2 separate regions of the Homo sapiens genome follow, and region 1 is linked to region 2. Evidence: chromatin contacts called from ENCODE Hi-C or POLR2A ChIA-PET data. All regions are on one chromosome and are shown on one strand. The core of a region is the stretch at or near the end of the contact, and the rest is flanking DNA. Distances in the headings are between cores, read along the strand shown.

Evidence for each region. A loop is a pair of places that touch in the nucleus more often than their neighbours do. ChIA-PET counts read pairs that join two places held with the same protein, here RNA polymerase II (POLR2A). Pooled maps may share reads with other maps.
Region 1: a loop to region 2 is called in a map of heart right ventricle, with 1.8 times the contacts of the local background. The contact joins two enhancer-like sites. A Hi-C loop is called at or near these places in 4 of 168 maps with a recorded cell type or tissue (CD8-positive, alpha-beta T cell, Calu3, heart right ventricle and 1 more), 3 of 37 single-sample maps with no recorded cell type and 7 of 50 pooled maps. POLR2A ChIA-PET finds 5 or more read pairs at or near these places in 1 of 52 experiments (activated CD8-positive, alpha-beta memory T cell).

What each region holds. Positions count from the first base shown.
Region 1 is chr15:84,913,711-84,916,410 of GRCh38, forward strand. The region is part of intron 9 of SLC28A1 (solute carrier family 28 member 1); the gene reads left to right. Among named protein-coding and RNA genes, the nearest start is that of SLC28A1, 30 kb to the left of the region's middle. RefSeq lists an enhancer at 1,608-1,807. Within about 2 kb of position 1,426, at least 21 of the 41 ENCODE cell types and tissues checked have a DNase peak (open chromatin) inside an H3K27ac peak, as active enhancers do.
Region 2 is chr15:84,760,302-84,763,001 of GRCh38, forward strand. The region is part of intron 1 of ZNF592 (zinc finger protein 592); the gene reads left to right. Among named protein-coding and RNA genes, the nearest start is that of ZNF592, 13 kb to the left of the region's middle. RefSeq lists an enhancer at 313-814. Within about 2 kb of position 1,415, at least 3 of the 41 ENCODE cell types and tissues checked have a DNase peak (open chromatin) inside an H3K27ac peak, as active enhancers do.

The sequences.
Region 1 (2,700 bases), core at 176-2,675, 150 kb after region 2:
TCAGGACTTACTTGGCTCTTCCTTGAAGGGGACTGCCTTAGTCCATCCAGGAGGCCATAAACTGGGTGGTTACAAGCAACAGAAATTTATTTCTCACACTTCTAGAGGCTGGAAGTCTGAGATCAGTGTCCCTGCAAGGTTGAATTCTGTTGAGGCCCACTTTGCTCTCTGCCTACTTGGTCGTCTGTGTCCTCACATGGTAAAAGAGGTGAGGGAGCTCTCTGGAGCCTCTTTTATTTTTTATTTTTATTTTTTTGAGACAGGATCTCACTCTGTTGCCCAGGCTGGAGTGCAGTAGTGTGATCACTGCTCACTGCAGCCTCCATCTCCTTGGCTCAAGTGATCCTCCTGCCTCAGCCTCCAGAATAGCTGGGACTGCAGGCACATGCCACCATGCCCAGCTAATTTTTTTGAATTTTGGTAGATACAGGGTCTCACTATATTGCCGAGGCTGGTCTTGAACTCCTGAACTCAAGGGATCCTCTGGCCTCAGCCTCCCAAAATGCTGGGATTACAGGCGTGAGCCACTGTGCCTCTTTTACAACGGCACTAATCCCATTCATGAGGGCTCCACCCTCATAACCTAATCACCCCCAAAGGCTCCACCTCCTAATACCATCACCTAGGGAATTTGGTTTCAATATATGAATTTAGGGGGACACAGACATTCAGTTTCCAGCAGGGATGCATGCTGCCCCTGAAGGCAGAGAAACAAGCCTCCAGGACTGTTCCCAGGGCAAACCTCCCAAGGGGCATGGCAGGACCTTGGCAATCTGCATGGTGGCTGGGAAATGCATCTGCCTCTTTGCAGGTGTGTGACCTCGGGTGGGTAGCCAAGATCTCACAGCCTCCGTGTGCCCATTTGTGAAGTGGCGACAGTTACATCCACCACAGATGCTATGAGGATTCATGAGTCCCCACATATTAGGGACCTGGCCCAGGACAAGCCCTCGTGGTTGGCACACAGTGGAATTTAATGGCACTTGCCTCCCCTTTCCACAGCAGCACTGCCTCGAGCTGCTGCCCTGTTCTGCCACCTCACATCCTGCAGGCCCCAGAGGTGTTTCCTGGGCTGTAAGATGATATTGGCCACAGGGACCTTATTTAATATTCTATCCTACCTTAGAAAATTGGGGCCACCTCTTTTCTCTTTCATTCCCCTCCCCTCCCTAGACAGGCCCCACTTAATCCAAAACATAGCTTCTCTTCTACCATTCTCCGTCTCACAGATAGAAAATCTTTTGATTGCTGGCAGGAGAAAGTCCCAATGCTGCAGTGGGGTCCTGATGCCCCGGGCACTCTCCTTCCTGGCGTGGGCCCATCCCTGCAGGCCTGCTAGCTGCCCTGCAGTCCCTCTCAGGATCCACTGGACAAGCAGTCTAGACAGTACGTGACTCTCTCTGCATCTCAGTCCCAGGAGTGTGGGATGATGTCATCCTACCCGTGCTGGAGGTGTTTCTAGCCCCAGGCGGGAGGAGGAGTCACGGGGCACAGTTCTGGTGTTCTCTGTCGGGTGACTTCCCCACCACAGGGAAGTTGGTGACAGATGACAGCAGAGCAAGTCCAGATACAACCTGCAGCATTGGTCTGGGAAGGGACAGGAGAAAGAAAAGGCCTCAGCAGGGCTTGCCTCCCAGCTGCCCGGGCAGAATCTCCATTCTCTTCAGGGTCCATTCTGTAATCCCAGTTCACTTTGAACTAGAGCCTAAATTTGGTTGCTCAAGACTCTCCCTCCTTAAAAAATAAAAGCAGCCCTTGCCGGGCCCTCACCAGTCTCCGGCAGTGAGCACAGTGCTGCTTCTTGCAAGGGCTGTCCATTCTTGTGGTCTCCCCTTCTTCATGTCTCACTTCCACCTTGGCTCACTGACATCAGCCTCAGTCCCCACGCTTCCTCTGACACTGCTCTCACCTAGATCATGGGTGCCTCCAAGTTGCTAAGTCCCAGGGGTCTGGCTCAGTCCTTACCGTTCCAGAGTTCTCTGATGCCCCTGACACAGTGCTAGTGACTATCCCTTCTTGAAAAGCTGCCCCTCGGTTTCCATCCTGCCTCTCTTCTGGCCGTCCTCCAGCCCTTGGCTATTTCTTTGTCTCCTTCACAGGCTCCTCCTTCCCCTCTCACCCTTTAATGACACACTGACCACAGGGCCCTGTCCTTAGCTCCTGTTCTTCTCACTCAGGGCTATTTCTGCAGTGAATTGCATCCACCAGCCACCTCAACCTGTTGTTGTTGTTGTTGTTGTTGTTCTTCTTCTTATTATTATTATTATTTTAGACAGGGTCTCACTCTGTCACCCCAGGCTGGAGTGCAGTCGGATGATCTCGGCTCACTGCAACCTCTGCCTCCCGGGTTCAAGCGATTCTCATGCCTCAGCCTTCCGAGTAGCTGGGATTACAGGCACCCGCCACTACCCCTGGCTTATTTTTTTCTATTTTTAGTAGAGATGGGGTTTCACCATGTTGGCCAGGCTGGTCTCGAACTCCTGACCTCAAATGATCCACCTGCCTCGGCCTCCCAAAGTGCTGGGATTACTTTTTTTTTTTTTTTTTCAAACATGGGGTCTTACTCTGTTGTCTGGGCTGTAGTGCAGTGGCATGATCATGACTTACTGCAGCCTCGAACTCCTGGAATCCAGTAATCCTCCCACTTCAGCCTCCAGAGCAGTTGGAACCACATGTGTGTGCCACCATACATAGCTGTTA
Region 2 (2,700 bases), core at 165-2,664:
TCTCTTCCTTCTTGTTCATCCCTCCGCCTAAAACCTCTTCTCCCCCATATTCTCATGGCTTGCTCTCTCACTTCAGAACTGAGAATATATTCACTCTTCTGATGTCATATGAGGAGCCCTGGTTGAGAAAGAGAATAAGTATGACTTTTATGAATCTGTCTCTGTATGTCTGTCTCCTTCCAGTGGATTATCAGCTCTACATGGGCAGGAATTTCATTTGTTCTGTTCACTGTGGTGTCCACTGTGGTATCCACAGTGACTAGAACAAGGCCTGGCACACAGTAATGGTGCTCAATATTATTGAATGAATGAAAGTACATGCGTGCATGTCTGCGGTGTGTGTGTGGTGTAGAGATAGGGTAGCAAAGGGCAGTGTAGCTAGCAGCTGGAGTAGGAGAGAAGGAGTGTGGTTGGGTGGAAGAGAGGAGGATGAAGAGGATGCTCTCAGTAGGAACGGAGTTCAGAGACATGGTCCAGTCTGTTCCAGTCTCTATACCCCATCTCTTACTGGTGCTGTTCAGCAGGGAGGCAGTGAGTTGGTGCTGCAAGACCAGTGAGGGGCAGCTGCTGAAAAACACAGTAGCCCTGGTCTTAGGCCTAGATTATGGAGGTTTTTGAAAGCCTGGCCCAGGGCTTGGACCTAATATGGTAGGCTACAGGAAGAAGTTTTTTTTTTTTTAGGACAGAGTTTCCCTCTTGTTGCCCAGATTGGGGTGCAATGGCACAATCTTGGCTCACTGCAACCTCCATCTCCCGGATTCAAGCAATTCTCTTGCCTCAGCCTCCTAAGTAGCTGAGATTACAGGCATGCGTCACCACACCTGGCTAATTTTTTTGTATTTTTAGTAGAGATGGGGTTTCGCCATGTTGGCCAGGCCAGTCTCAAACTCCTGACCTCAGGTGATCCACCCACCTTGGCCTCCCAAAGTGCTGAGATTACAGGCATGAACCACCATGCCCGGCCCAGGGAGTTTTTGAGCAGAGTAAGTGACCTGATAAAAATGGTGTTTGGGAAGGATTAGTCTTAAAGAAATTTGCAGGATGACCAAGTAGGGAAAGACCAGAGAGGGCAAGGAAAGAGCAAGGACCAGGGGGTCGGCAGACATGGGATGGAGCAGATGACATCAGTGAGACTTGGTAATGGCGGGATGCTCCCCAACTGCTGTGTGGCTGCCTTGACAAAGGCTTCCAGTGCTTCCAATGTGGTAGAGTTTAAAGTGTTGTCAGTGGTTTCAAGTGAGTTTTGGAAGCAGGTGGGGTGTAAGTAGGAGAAAGGAAAAGGAAGGGTCATCCTCAGGTTGCTGAAGGTGTTCATCAGGTTGAGGGGTCTGGGGGTAAGCAGGCAATAGTATCCCAGATGGCACCTTCACCTCACGGGCTGTAATCCCAGGAGAGGAGCCTGTCTGTTCTTTCTGGTCTGCTGAAAACTCTTCCTGTCTGAGTACAGCTGTCAGTGCTCTCAGGCTTTCTTCTGAATCTGCACATATGCTAAGATGATATCTGAAAGCCATTTGTTCCATCACCTTTCAAGTTCATTTTCTGTTTCCGTATGTTTATTTCTCAGAACAAATTGTCTTTGACGAACAAACCCATTGGATTGGATTAATTGTCTAGAAATACTTATTTCTGAAAGTATTTCTGAATGGTTTCTGTTTCATTAGGCTTCTATCCTGTTTTTGATAAGGGTTGTGCCAAGATGAGATCAGTGAAGAAGTGTTTTTGGTATAATCAACCAAACGGCTGCTTCTTTATGATCTTTTGGTATGAGTCATATTTTGAGATTTGTGTTCCTGATGTGTTCATTTAGAGTATATATGTGATGGTCTGCTATGTGCCAGGCACTATTCTAGGCACTGGGAATATAACAAGGAACAAAATAAACACAAATCTTACTCTTATAGGGCTCATTCTGGTTTGTATGCATTTATAGATAATAAGTAAGATAAAATATAAGAGATGGTGAAAAGTGTTATGGAGAAAAATGAAGCAGGCTTGGTGGATGAGGGGTTTGGTGGGGAGGAAGGTCTTCTATTTTAAATTGAGAAGTCAGAGAAATCTCATGGATTAAATGGCCTTTGAGCGGAGGTCTGAAGGAAGTGAGAGAGGGAGCCACGCAGATATCTGAGAAAAGAGCAATCAGATTGGAGAAAAGAGCAAGTGCAAAAGCCCTTCAGGCTGGGGAGGGTTTAAGGAACCCATGGGGGAAGGTACGGATTTTGGGGATCCTATGGTGGCTCCACCTCTGTAATTTCTGGTTTAATTGGTCTGAGCTGGGGTTAGGCATTAGGATCGCTCCAGGTCTAAGAAGCACTGGTCTGAGGGTTAAATAAGCCTTATCCCCTGTATTTGGTGGAGAGATTTGAAGGGTAACTGTGAGTAGGAGACTTCAGCTGCTCTGATGGGAAGGGCAAGCAAGGGCCCCCTGACCTTGCCAGGAATAACAGGAATCTTCCACAGTAATAAAAACTCTTCAGTTTATGTCCCTTTTCTTATTTGATTACCTCACCTCTCTGGGCCTCAGTTTCCTTGCTTGTAGAGTAAGTGGTTTAAATTTAATGGTTTTCTAGAATCTCTTTGGCTCCGATAGTCCTGAATCTTTCTAGTGTTGGAAGAAGCTCTAATCTAGAACAGTGTTCTAGAGCAATGTTGTCTAATCTTGGTCTTATAACACTCTAAGTTGTGTCATCATTATGGCAAGGG